2 separate regions of the Homo sapiens genome follow, and region 1 is linked to region 2. Evidence: chromatin contacts called from ENCODE Hi-C or POLR2A ChIA-PET data. All regions are on one chromosome and are shown on one strand. The core of a region is the stretch at or near the end of the contact, and the rest is flanking DNA. Distances in the headings are between cores, read along the strand shown. Region 1 has its middle 62 kb from the start of LINC02519. Region 2 holds the start of LOC102724357 (a long non-coding RNA gene).

Region 1 (6,835 bases), core at 388-2,887, 380 kb before region 2:
CCCAAATTCTTACTAATCTGTATCATATTCAGTAACGTATTTGGACTTTTCAACAGAGAATTTAAGAAATGATACAATTTAATGCCTATTTTTGTCACATAAGAGGCCAAAGATTCCAGATGGTTAACATTTTAATTGAAGTTAACATGGAAGATAAATGAAACAAGCTTGACTGGTCAGTAGAAATTAGGTTCTCTGCAATTTTGAAGGTGAAGAGAAAATTGAACTGTCACTAACATGAGGACTTCAAAAGGAATAGTGGGACAACCCAGGAGAGAAAGCGTGGGACTCCCAGAGATGGAGGCTGAGGCAATGTGTCCCAGCATGTGAGCGGCAGGCTTGGATGTGGATTCCCTCCATGTAGCAACAGCACGAACCAGCCCTAGACTTACTCTTTTTTTTTTCCCAACGGATGACCTGGACATTCTGAAGTTGCATTAATAGCAAGTTTATATTCCTAATATAAATACATCTCCTCTGAGTCTTGGAAAATGGGATCAACTTAATTGTCTCCACATGTATGCTCTGGGGAGCCTGGTCCTCACTGAACCCCAGTTACAAAACCTACAGCAAATTTTTGTCCAGATCACTGTCCATCCAGCTTGCCGTGTTCTGGAGGAAGATGTTTTGTTTTATAGTTTGTGCTATAGTCATGAGAACAAGCAGCTTGTGTTCTATATCTTCTTACTTTTTGAAGCAAGTGTGCTGGGTACTGTTCACGCTGATCAGCCCTAGGCCTGGGGGCCGTGCCCTTGCAGCCACTCTGAAGCCAGTGCCCAGCCTTGTGCCTGGGAGACCAGGGAGGCTGGGGAGGGAGGCCGGGGAAGCTGACTGCACGGCAGCTGAGGTCACAGCTGCTTGTGGAGAGAAGCTTCAAGTTGACATCACTGTGAGCTAAAACCGTGGCTACCCTCCGGATAACAAAGCAAGCTATTGGCAGGAAGAAAGGGAAAATTACGAAAATTAAACAAGGCAAGCATTAATGCCATATTGCCTTTTCTCTCTGAAATGCAAGATTTGGCAAAGCCAATTTCCACATTTGGCCGTGGCCTCTCAGGCTTCTGTGCCATCCCCGTGGAACGTGGTGCTGATCCTGGGTCTCCCCTCTCCAGCCCTGGCTTTGTCCACTTTGCCCCTCCTGGGCTCCGCCTTGCCCTCCTCCTGCGGCTGCCATGCCCGTCCTGAACTCAGCTCCTCTCTGACCCCACGCACGGCTCCTCTCTGACCCCACGCACGGCTCCTCTCTGACCCCACGCACGGCTCCTCTCTGACCCCACGCACGGCTCCTCTCTGACCCCACGTCCGGGGCTGCGTCCCGCCTCGGCTGCTCTCACTGCAGCCGTTTCTTCACAGGGTGATCCTCACAGAAACACTCAAAGCCTTCTGTTACGTACAAAGGACCGCGTGTCAGTAATCTACAGCCATTTACCAGTTACCAAGAAAACACGGACGTTTCCACTAAAAATCGCAAACGTTTCTTTCAAGCAAGGAGCGCCCTGCGCCAGAGGCTGTGGGAGGAGTGAGGAGTCTGGGTTCGTTCCAGCCGCAGTGAGTAAGGCGTGGGTGACTCCGAGCATTGCAGAGGCATGAGGAAACGAAAACAAAACCTGCCGAAGTGGGGCCTTACTGACTTATCTTCCACTGTGAAATAAATAAAATAATGTTTTTCTTTCAAAGATGTGGAACAAATCCATGCAGTTTGCTGTGGTTGTTTTAAAACAAACTAGAATTTTAAAAACATTTTGGAATAGCTAAGTTGACCATCTTGTCTCCATAAATGGAGAAAAATATTTTGCTCTTCAAAAGACAGCATTAGGAAACAATAAGTAGACCACAGAATGGGAGAAAATATTTACAATATTATATCAGCCAAAAGACGTGTGTTAAGATAATATTTAAAAAAACACAGTTTATAATAAAAAGCAATAAAAAATGAGCAAAATATTTGACTAGGCACTTTAAGAAAGAAGACACATATATGACAATATGAAAGAAAAAATTTCTCAGTATTATTCCTCATTAGGAAAATGCAAATTAAAACCAAAACGAGATGTCTCTACACATTCACTAGAACAATATCAATAACTTAAACATATTGACAATACCAAACGTTGACAAGGATGTGGTTCAGTGGAAACTTTTAAATTCTGCTGACAGAGTGTAAAACGGTATAGTTTGGAAATATGTTCGGGAGTTTCTGAAAAAGTTAAACATACATTTACTCATGTCTAAGCAATTCAACTTCTAGGTACTTATCTATGAGAAATGAATATACATGTCCACAAACACCTTTGTAAACCAAAAAGTATCTGAGACAAGTCTCAATAAATTTAGAAAGTTATTTTGCCAAGGTTGAGGACGTGCCGTGACACAGCCTCAGGAGGTCCTGGTGATGGTGGTCGGGGAACAGCTTGGTTTTATACATTTTAGGGAGACATGAGACATCAATCATTATATGTATGATGTACATTGGTTCTATCTGGAAAGACAGGACAAGTCAAAGCGCGCAGGGGGCTTCCAGGTTGTAGGTAGATAAGAGACAAATGGCTGCATTCTTTTAAGTTTCTGATTAGCCTTTCACCGAATGCACAATTTACTGGAATAGTTACGTATGCCTTAGTCTGGCTGGGTGAAACAACAGGGCGGAGGAAGCATTCCGATCTGTGTTTGTCTCATGTGAGCGGAGGGATGATTGAGTTCTGTCTGTCCTTGTTCCACAAGGAAGTTCCTTGTGAGCAAATTGTGAGGGAGGAACAGCGTTTTTATCTTTGTAGCTATCTTATTTAGGAATAGGATGGGAGGCAGCTCCCAGCTTGACTTTCCCCTTTGTTTAGTGATTGATTTATTTTCCTTTCATACCTAATATGAGACTGTTCATAGGAGCTTCATTCACAGCAGGCGGAAGCACTCATCTGGTGTCTATCCAGTGTGGATAGATGGTGGTGTTCCATGCAGTAGAATTTTCCTCAGCAACACCAAGGAGCAAACCGCTGATCCTAGCAGAGACACGCTGGATCTCGGGACCGCTACGCTGAGTGGAAGACACCAGATGGAAAAGGGTGCCTGCTCTGTGACCCAGATTCTATGAAGTCTCTAGACTCACTCAAACCACCTCTGACTAAAGAAGCCAGACCCAGTGTACTCTGGGGCCTGCCTGGATGGGGCAGAGACGTTCTGTGGGGTGATGGGTGAGCTCTGTCATCCTGGGGGGCTCCCTGAGCACGTGCCATGTATGTGAATGATATCTCAATACATTTCCCTTAAACGGGAGAGGCACACCCTGTCTGCACATTTCCAGCAGTGGTGGTTGGGTGAGGGCCGTGACAGGCAGCTCAGCTGTAGAACTGTGGCCTCGCTCCTGTGCAATTCCGTTCATTTACTCATTCAACAGTATCTTTAGAGCAGCCACTGAGTTCCAGGCTCCGTCTGGCACTTGGGAAGCAGCAGTGAACAAAGGAATGAAACCCGGAGCTGGCATTCCCGCGAGTCTGCAGAGGCAGCTTCCTCCAGGGCTCCCTGCTGCCTGGGGCTGCAGCCTCCTCTCTCCAGGGGATTTGGCACCACCAAAGCTCCCCGCTGGCAGCTGTCGGACTCCTTCATGCAGAGCAGAGCGGTGCCCATGACGCTGTTGCTCCCCAGTCTTCGTAATGATGATGTAGTTTCCTTAAAGTCCTAGACTCAAAAGTGGGAAAGGGTCAGAGGCCATATCTCTAATTTCATTGGTATAATTGCAAAAGAATAGATTTTGGTGAGTGTGACTTCTGGAAGAAAGGTAATAAATTAAAATATACAAAGAAAATTTTAAAATATTGAGTAATTATTCACCCCAAATAGTCAAGCACCATATTAAGCTTCTTAAATTATGGTGCTGGCTTCTTTCTCGCTCTGTTGCTCAAATATTGTGGTAGTTTAGTGTGCATGGGCTCTCCCTTCTGTATTTCTCGTCAGAAGGCCTAGTTAGTTTCCACGATGGTTATGGACATACGCTTTGGTGTGACTGTGTTCCCTGCATTCGGAAATGCCTTCCTAGGTCGGGATGCTCACCTTCCACCACATGCTCCCCAGGACCTTGCTCCTCCTGCCGGATTTGAAAACTGGTCCGCATCCCTCTCCTATCCTTCTTTCTCATAGCTTCTGCCTTTGACACTAAGAGGGTGGCCAAATGACCTCCAGGCAAGAGATGGTGGGGCTGGGGCAGGCAGGGGAAAGGACTGCAGTCCCGGTGCCCACACGGCTGCTCAGGCAGGCCCCAGGATGAGCCTGCAGAGTCAGCATGCTAAGGCCCTCTGCTTGCCTAGGGTCGACGTGTTCCCCTTCCCACGTTGGAGGCATGTGATCCTGTCTGCTGCACTATGTGAAAGAAAACACCACTCGTTGCACAATTTTCCTTTGTCTCCATAGATTCAAACTTTGTGAGATATCTCAGGAATTCCCCTGGAGTTTGTACAAAATCTTTGCATATATTATCATTTACCTTAGGTGAAAACATTTGAAATCAACTATTTCAAGGACTGGGAATAGAGGAGAGAGGTGAATGAGTGGCTCTTACTCATTGGAAAGTTAATGCCATTCAGAATGTAGTAATCCATTTAGAGGGCATAAATCTGAATACGTGCTCTGTAGGCTACATTCTATATGGCAGAGTTTTCATCCCAGACATCCATTGCTCATATTGCCAAAAAACCATGACTGGAGAGAAACTGTCAGCCTTTGAAACAATACACGTCGTAGGCAAGTTTTTTGACTAAACGTAGAAAATATGACCTATGTTTTAGTTCTTATATGCCAGCTAGTGATAATTTTTGGTGTGGGCTGTGATATGATAAGGAAACAGAAAGGGTGGAAGAGATTTTGGAGGGGGAGTTAGAGGCTGCATGCACTCTTGCCGTGATAATGTTGGTGGCTTTGCACAAGGGTGGGCCGGGCTCTGCTCTGGACATGGGTTAGAGCCCTGCAGGTGTCTCCTCACTGTGGGACAAGTGCCCACCTGGATCGGTTCTGCTTATGGCAGAGGACAAAAGTGCAGGATGCCAGCAAACTGCAAGCCCATCTGTAGGCTCTCCCAGTGTCTGCTGTAGTCCAGAGTAGGCCACACGGCCACGTGCAGGTCGGTGAATGGGATGAAGGGGAATGTTCACCTCTTCTCACCAGGGGCACAGCCAAGTCACTCGGCAAAGGGCTCAGGACACAGGTGCAAGGAAGTGTATATTAGGAGCAGCAGTGCAGCCGCCACCGGCTTCCGACAGCTATTTCGGGCTTCTGTGTATTGTGGCACTCAGCTGAGTACAGGTGTGTGCCTTGCACATCATACTCCTTCTCTTTATGCACCTCAACTGTATCTGCACAATAGTAAAAAAATATATATATATACATACACACACACACACACACACACACACATAGAGACAGAGACAGAGGGAGAGAGAGAGAGAGAGAGAAAATCAACAACAGCAAAAACAGCACAGCAACCATACTCCCTGTCCCAAATGGTGGTGATAAGAAAAAAGGAAAAAAATGGCCTAAACGCTACTATGAATGATAAAAGAAATGATCCCACCAATTGCCCGATAGAAAACACATGTAAAATATGGCCAGGCACGGTGGCTCACGCCTGTAATCTCAGCACTTCGGGAGGCTGAGGCAGGCAGATCACCTGAGGTCAGGAGTTTGAAAACATACATGTAAAATATTAGTATATTATAAAATCTTATGCACTTCAACATTATTAATAGTATAACAAAATAGCATTCTTGTATTGAGAGATGTTTGACCTAGGGAAATATTCAAGAGTAGATTTAGTATAAATTCTAAAGTACTAATAGAGTTTTAGTTAGGAACCCCTTACTGTTGTATCATTTTTGGTGAGGGAAGTAAGTATAAAATCCAACTCATTGACTTCCCAACTCTGACCCAGAAATTGATTTAAAAAGTTTTTATTGCAGATGAATTATTCTGTATATAGACATTAGTGATTGTTAATAGCCCCAGTTAGAATCCCTGAAGAGACATTCTTGGAAGAAAATAATTTGTCCTGAAGGAAGTACCAAAACAAACAAGTAAATATCCAAAGTAGTACTTGAATACTTGAGACAAATGAGATTGATGGAAACCCCACCTGTGTCGGTCCACCCACCCTGTGGATGAAGTCAGAGGAGGTGTGATGGCCTCCACTTGAGAGTTTGTTCTGAAAATCCCTAGACTCCAATATTGCACAGTAGTAATCACAGAGTCTCCTTATGTAAAAACAAAACAACACAGAATTACTTGTAAATTGGACTTCCATGCTCAATGATGGGTTGTTGAAATCCAAGTCGTTATTGCTTTGTCCAGTTTTAGCTTCAAGAGAAGAAATGGAATCTGAAGACCACCCAGAGATTTCCCACTAAAATGCCTGATGACCCCAGGAAGTTTTATCAAACATTTAAAAAAATTGAAGAAAAACTTTTTATAAAAGATTTGTTGAGGATAGTATTTTCTTCAAAAACTGGCTTTCTTCCCTGACATATTTAAATTGCGTATAATTGAAATATACTAACATAAAAACACAGCTCATAAGTGTGAAGCAAAAATTCAACTTTGGAAAAATGTTGTTAAATTTGGTTTTCCAGTCATGTGTAGTTAGTGCTATAATATGAATCCTAAAGAAAAAAATTAGTACAGAAATACCTGCATCTTCTTATGGAAAAATTTTATTGTGACTTTGAAATACTTGATTTTTAAAAGTGCCATTAGATTGGAAATCTTTTTGCATTATCATAAGAAATTTCAACTACGTTTTTCAATGAGAGAAAATAAAAAAAGATGTATAGAATGATCACATGCTTCTCAGCCCATT
Region 2 (7,190 bases), core at 306-2,805:
TGTGGACCCCAAGCAGCAAACCCACAGACGCACGCTGTGCATGGAATCTAAGAGGATCTGGGCAGGACCCTGGGTGGTCCGGGGCTCCGGGGAGCAGAGGCCACACTGACATTAACTGGGTGAGGATTTTACAAGGAGGAATGCCTGTGCAAGGGAAACAATGTGGGAGAGTGGCCAGGCTGGGACTCGAGTTCTACCCCAGAGGAGGACAGAGAGAAAGGAGGCTGGGAGGATGCATCTTGGACCTCTTTGTAGACTGAGAGACTGCCACTGCTGCTGCAGAGCCCCAAGGCCAAAGCCAGCGGTCAGAGAAGCCCAGCGCCTCCCCAAGGACGGGCTCCGCTAAGCCTTCCTATCCACGTGAATGTTGCTGAGGAACAGCTCCCAGGCAGTGCAGCCTTCACACTAAGGCAGCAGTGGATTGCAGATGGTTGCAGCTGGCGTCCTGTGAAGACATATTCATTGCCGCGACATCAGACATCATAAACGTGCATATGAGCACCAAGGAAGCACACGGTGTTGTATTCATCCATTTTCACACTGCTGTAAGGAACTGCCTGAAACTGGGTCATTTATAGAGGAAAGAGGTTTAATTGACTCACAGTTCAGCATGGCTGGGGAGGCCTCAGGAAACTTACAATCATGGAGGAAGGTGAAGGAGAAGCAAATACCTTCGTCACAAGGCAGCAGGAGAGAGAGAGAACCAAGAACCAAGTGAGGAGCGCCACCTTTAAACCATCAGCTCTCATGAGACTTCCTCACTATCACAACAGCCTGGGGGAAACCGCACCCACGATCCAATCACCTCCTACCAGGTCCCACCCTCGATACATGGGGATCACAATTTGAGATGAGATTTGGGTGGGGACACAGAGCCAAGCCATATCAAGTATGTTCACAGAAGTCTTATTCATTATGACCTCAAACTGAGAACACATCAAATGTCTATCAGCAGTAGCATGTATCAATAAGTAACGGTGTCTCTTTTTACAATGAGTTACTTTACAGGAATGGCATCTTCTCTACTGCATAGGACATGGATGAATGCCACAAACATCATGCAGACTAGAAGGGGTCAGACGCAAAAGACCATGTGTCACGTGACACCACGTGTGCTCAGCTTTGAAACAGACAGAGCCGCTTTGCAGCGTTGGCCCTCAGATTAGGGGTCACCTTCTGGAAGGAAGGGAGGGAGGGTGAGGAGGGCAACAGAAGTCCTTCTGAGGTGTCAATAGTACTCTATTTGCGATTATTGTCAACATAGTTTTAATCTGTAAGCAACTTGCTTAAATGTTGACAGTTATTTTGTGTGCATGTGTGTATGTTAACTATAAACCCAGCTCCCTGGTTTATAACATTTGATATGAATGGTTCCTTAATGCAGAATCAAAAACACAGGTAGGTGCACAGTCCTTGTGCATGAAAATAATTGCTACAACCATGTATTAATACGTGGGGCACAAAAAATCATGGAACCTATCTTTTTTTTTGGTTAACAGTATAAAGAATGTTATCACTCACAGTGCTATTGACTCAGTCCAGGCACTGAACTGGACACCAGGCGCTCTGAGAACAAATTGCTTGGATATTCCTAGGCTTGTTTATTTTGACATCAGTTAAAAGTAATATTGTGAAGAAGGATGGAAATAGATGTTGAAATGCTATCTGGCAGGGCAATGATTCCAATGCTTAGCACGAGGTCTGTGGTCGGTCCAGCTTGAATTCCTTTTCTCAAGATAGGTCACCTCGGATTCTCTAAGAAATGTGCACAATGCTTAAATAAAATGCCATTTTTGTCAAACTGTGTAGACACACAAAACTCAAACAGAAAATTGGCACCACAGTCCCACTTTCTGTCGTAAAACCATCTTCTCCCTCAGGCTGATTCATTCGGTCATAACCCAGCAGCCCATGAGTCTCTAAGCACCTACTGTTGGTGGAGCCTGAAGCTGTATCATGCGCCTCGAGGGGCTGACTCACAGCCCAGGGCTCAGCCGTTCACAGCGACCTCAGCGTGACTCACGCTCAGGACCCAGGTCCTGTCCAAAGTTATTAAAGCTGCACTCAGGCCCTCTGTGCCTCTGACTATCGCGTTCCTTCACAATTATTAGCAGAGAACCCCTCCTGGTGAGAGCAGGCTGAAATATCTGAAATTCATTTTCTTTTAAGGGACTCCAGTTTGGCACATAAATTTCCCCTCTTTGCTCTCCCCAGAAAACACACTGTGAATCTGGCATTTCTTTTTCATCATGCTAAGAACACATGGGAACGTCATAGTTTTAATTTACTGTATTGCATGTATTTAAGGTGTGTGACACGCTGTTTGGATCCAGTGATCTGGTCATGCACACTCATAGGGAAGCAAGGACTACAGTCAAGCCAATTAATGCGGACATCATTTCACACAGTTGCTGTGTGTGTGCGGGCATGGTAAGTGTATCAGTCAGGGTTCTCTAGAGGTACAGAGCTAATGCAATAGATGTATATGTAAAAGAGGAGTTTATTAAGTATTAACTCACCCAATCACAGGGTCCCACAATAGGCGGTCTGCAGGCTGAGGAGCAAGGAGAGCCAGGCCAAGTTCCAAAAATGAAGAATTTGGATTCTGATGTTCAAGGGCAAGAAGCATCCAGCACAGGAGAAAGATGTAGGCTGGGAGGCTAGGCCAGCCTCTCGTTTCAAGTTTTTCTGCCTGCTTTATATTCACTGGCAGCTGATTAGATGGTGCCCACTCAGATTAAGGGTGGGTCTGCCTTTCCCAGACAACTGACTCAAATGTGGATCTCCCTTGGCAACACCCTCACAGACAAACCCAGGATCAATACTTTGTATCCTTCAATCCAATCAAGTTGACACTCAGTATTAACCATCACAGTAAGGTAACCTAAAATTTACTCTCTTGGCAAATTACCAGTGTAAGGAGCAGGAATGAACACCTGGGAAATGGGAGGTTGTAGGTCAAACAGTACAGTTTCAGCTTTGTAGGATAAGTCTAGAGATCTAATGTAGAGCAGAGAAAACACATATGTGTTAAGGGTTTCAAGGAGAACGCTAGGAGCTCCCAGAAAGCCAGAGGTTTGTCTCTTTGGCCACCCACTCATGCAAGACGCATCCCCTGCTCTTGTTGTCAAGGTGACGCTGACGCAGATGGACATTGGAGTAATGAGGTCAGAAGCATAGCCTCAAACTAAAGAATGCAATCAACCAGCCAAAAGGCAAGAATTACCTTAAAATAACATAACAATCACAATAAGAAGCATGGCCGTTCTAAGGATATTCCTCGGAGCAAGCATGTTTAATGGAGCTTCATTCTAAACATTGCCCGAAATGAGAACACGAGTTCTCACCAATAGTGAACAGTAAGTCATGTGTGTGTAATTCTTGCCTATAATGCCAGCAGTCAAATCTGAAGCTTCCTGAATACTTCCTTTGGTTTCCTTGCTCCAGGTTCCTCCGGGTTAGTGGAAGCCAAAATGGGTGGCCTCATCCTGGAGATGTATTCACCTACACAAGCGAACACAAATAGTATTTCACTTCCTATCAGTTTCTGCACGGTCCTCTGAGAACTACCAGACAATGGGCAGTAGCTCAGTGGATACACAATCCACTCAGGACTTCCAGATCACTTAAAAACTGGGGCCCGGTAACAAGGAAGTCTGAATTAGCCCTATTTTCCAGTGTTAACACACCACCCTCACGCAAATGCTAGGTGCACATCAAAAAGATACCCTTGATTTTTAAAAATGACTTATCCGTGTAAGTGATAAAAATGAGAAGTCAATGGACTATGGTGTAACTATTTTTAAACCCTTTGCCTGTCTCATGTGCAAAAGCCAATTCAGATAAAAAAGTATGGAATTTAGTCAAAAATAATGTCTGGCGGCCATGGATGGCAGAAGCCGTTTTAGAGGCTGGGACCCTGGACGCCTGAACATGGAGGCTTTGACGTCTCCCCGTACCACCAGCCTCTGCCAAGAGTTGTCTTTGGAGGACAACCTCACTCAAGATAATCTTTCCTTTCTCTTCTGAATCTGGTTTTGTACTTTTTTGGTTTTCCCTCTCAGCTTCCCTCAAAGAACATGGTGATTTTTCTAGATTTATCTAGGGAAGAAAAACAGCAGATTTAAATAGCCATTGTAGCAGCAATGCCATTTTGGCTGCGTTTATGACAAGCAAGTGATCCGTGGTGCTGTTTACTTGGTCTGACATTTTGGTTCTTTGGTGAAAGTGTCTTATAAAATGGGGGTTGGAACTGCCTGAGTCAGTGGACAAAGGAAATCAGATTTATAGGGAGGTGAAAATGAGCCTTCTGAAGTTAGCCTCGTGAGTAGGTTTTGCGTAGATACCTACAGATTATGCTGAAACAATACAAACTTTTTTTTTTTTTACTTACCAAGGTAGAAGACAGGTCTTAAGTATTTTGCAAAATCAATTCAGAATATCATTGTAGGATAAAAATATAAGTAATTATGTTAATTTTGTGTAGGAAATGAGCTTTTAATGAAAGAACAGAAATCTCATATGTGAACCAAATTGAGCAAAGGAATCTGTTTCTGTATTTCTATATTCTAATGTATGTTTTTATATTTCTATATTCTAATGTATGTTTTAACATACTCCATTGAAAGATTTCAGAGCAATAGCAACTCGGTACCAACGAAGACCTCTAGCAGTCATAAAAAAAAAAGAGAGAGAGAGAATATGACTTACTCTCTAGTGCTTTAGAATTTACAAGGCACTTTTTTACAACCACATATATTTTATACTTTGATTCTTTTAGAAGCTCTGTATCGGAGGTGGAAGTTAGTGTAACTTTATAAATTAACAACAAACTGTGGTTAAAAAGAAAAGTCACATTATGATGCTAGAACACCGAGAGCAATGTTTAGGCCAAGTTTGCAGGGCTCCATGTCTGCTTCTCTTTATCCCGCCCATTGTGATTGGCTCCTCTTTATCCCTCTCATTGTGATTGGCTCCTCTTGATCCCACCCATTGTGATTGGCTCCTCTTGATCCCTCCCATTGTGATTGGCTCCTCTTGATCCCTCCCATTGTGATTGGCTCCTCTTGATCCCTCCCATTGTGATTGGCTCCTCTTGATCCCTCCCATTGTGATTGGCTCCTCTTGATCCCTCCCATTGTGATTGCATAGATTGTATCATATGCAAAATATTTGTTGGCAACAGATGCCACATTAACATCACTTGGAAAAATACTTTTGCTAACACGCTCATAGATTCCTTTGTTCGTTCATTTATGAAGCAGATGGCAATTAAGCGCACAGGCTTCATGCTGTGTCCCACTTTGTCCTGACACCGGAACAGTGCAGAGATTCGATCCGTAACCACTCCTGTGTGTGTGTGTGTGGGGGGGGGGGGGGGGGTGCATATATTTGATGGCATTCCATGGTTAAATTTTATACTAGAAATTCATTCTACATTTTAAAATGAAATGTTACTGCCTTAAACTCCATATTAGGAGACAAGGACTTGCAAGGGAGCCACGCACACAGCACATACCCAAATAAAAGTTATTGAATAAATATCAACCAGTTTCTTCGTCTTAGACTGGCCATGTCCTAATAACATTGCACTTGCTGATAATCAGCACTGACCAGGCCCCACGTCTGCTCTCTTCCTGTGCCAGTTATGCCTTTTACGCCATGTGATCAGGGAAGATACAAAAATGTGAAAGGTCATCTTAAAGCGTTTTCTAGGTGCCTAGTATTAAACCAAAACTTTGAGATGATGGAAATACTGATAAAATAAGCACTGCTTTAAATACGAATTTTTTTCTTCCATTACACATCTTAGATCCAGATAATGCAAACATAAAATTTTCTTACTACATCGGCATCAGAAGATGTGACTATCTAGGAGACTTCCTGACTAATAAATGCTCATTTTACTGAAAATACCAGAATGGAGAGATACTTCAACTGTTATTTCAGCATTTGAGAAGCTATAACACTAACCAAAACAAGTCAAAAGGAAATTTGCTTTTGCAATTCACCCTGCATTGTGTTGGGTTGTATGCGAGAGAATTATGAATTTCACATGAAGTTTTGAAAACAGAAATTGACATGGAATCACTGTGAGTAAAAGTTTAATGAAAAATATCTGGAAGAGATTATGGAGTAAAATATATTAGTTGTAAAATTGATAGACCCTAAAAAAATTATAGACATCCTGGAAAAAGTGTGAGTTGAAGCCTTTTTGCTTTCTTAAGAACTTATTTTTGGTAAATGTATTTTGCACAAATGAGTCTTTAGCTAAGAAAACATTACCCAGTTTAAATAATGGAACCACAATTTAGAAAGGTGTGAGCGGGGAAAGTGGCCACTTTGGAAAGGATGACTTGGAAAAGTCAAGTGGAAACGAATTTTGGAGGGGGGTAACGAGTGGGCTAAAGTTGATTTATATTAAAAAAAATACTGCATAAAGGGTAACCACAGGCATATAAGTATTATTTTTAAGGTTCTGAGTTCAGCCAAGAATAAAGATGCATAAAAAAGAAATAAAAATTCTGTCCCAAAGTATCTTGAGTTCTCTTTTCCAAAAACATGATCAAATATTCTTTGAAGTCAACATGCAGAATCAATAATATTATTAAATAAGGTGAGTCATTTCATATTCTTCGTCTTAAACAATAAGGCAATTTTAGAGTTTAAATGTTAGGGTGGGTAATCAAGACGTTGCCATAGAAATTATATTTGTTAAAATGAGTTGCACCCCTTTTTAAACAGTAAAGGAATACATGTTTGGAACATTTTTCTACCAGACGTTGAACAATGAAACCCAAGTTAAGTTCACGCTAAACCTTGGGCTCTCTTTTTCTTTCTTTTCTCTTTCTTTCTTTCTTTCTTTCTTTTCTTTCTTTCTCTCTCTCTCTCTCTCTCTCTCTTTCTCTCTTTCTCTCTTTCTCTCTTTCTCTCTTTCTCTCTTTCTCTCTTTCTTTCTTTCTTTCTTCACTAACTGTCTTCACTCCACTCCAATTCTTTGGTGAGACCCCGAGGTTCTGTGCATGTTGGCCCCACATCGACTTTTCTATGGTTAACGTTACTCAACAGCTCTTCAAATTGGTAAATACGTGATTCCAGGCTACTGAATATTTCTTCAAGAATTAAGGTAACCAAAGATTTTATAGTAATATCATATGTAAGCGTTTGAAATGGAAAAATTGCTAAACCTT

Evidence for each region. A loop is a pair of places that touch in the nucleus more often than their neighbours do. ChIA-PET counts read pairs that join two places held with the same protein, here RNA polymerase II (POLR2A). Pooled maps may share reads with other maps.
Region 1: a loop to region 2 is called in a map of IMR-90, with 2.6 times the contacts of the local background. The contact joins two enhancer-like sites. A Hi-C loop is called at or near these places in 1 of 168 maps with a recorded cell type or tissue (IMR-90) and 8 of 50 pooled maps. POLR2A ChIA-PET finds 5 or more read pairs at or near these places in 1 of 52 experiments (activated CD8-positive, alpha-beta memory T cell).

What each region holds. Positions count from the first base shown.
Region 1 is chr6:169,446,958-169,453,792 of GRCh38, reverse strand. It overlaps a transcript of WDR27 not described here. Among named protein-coding and RNA genes, the nearest start is that of LINC02519, 62 kb to the right of the region's middle. RefSeq lists enhancers at 2,999-3,872, 3,873-4,747. Within about 2 kb of position 1,637, at least 23 of the 41 ENCODE cell types and tissues checked have a DNase peak (open chromatin) inside an H3K27ac peak, as active enhancers do.
Region 2 is chr6:169,065,503-169,072,692 of GRCh38, reverse strand. It overlaps LOC102724357 (a long non-coding RNA gene), which reads right to left and starts at 4,907. Exons shown (of 2, transcript NR_134619.1): 1 at 4,711-4,907; 2 at 3,269-3,504. RefSeq lists an enhancer at 1,680-2,879. Within about 2 kb of position 1,555, at least 3 of the 41 ENCODE cell types and tissues checked have a DNase peak (open chromatin) inside an H3K27ac peak, as active enhancers do.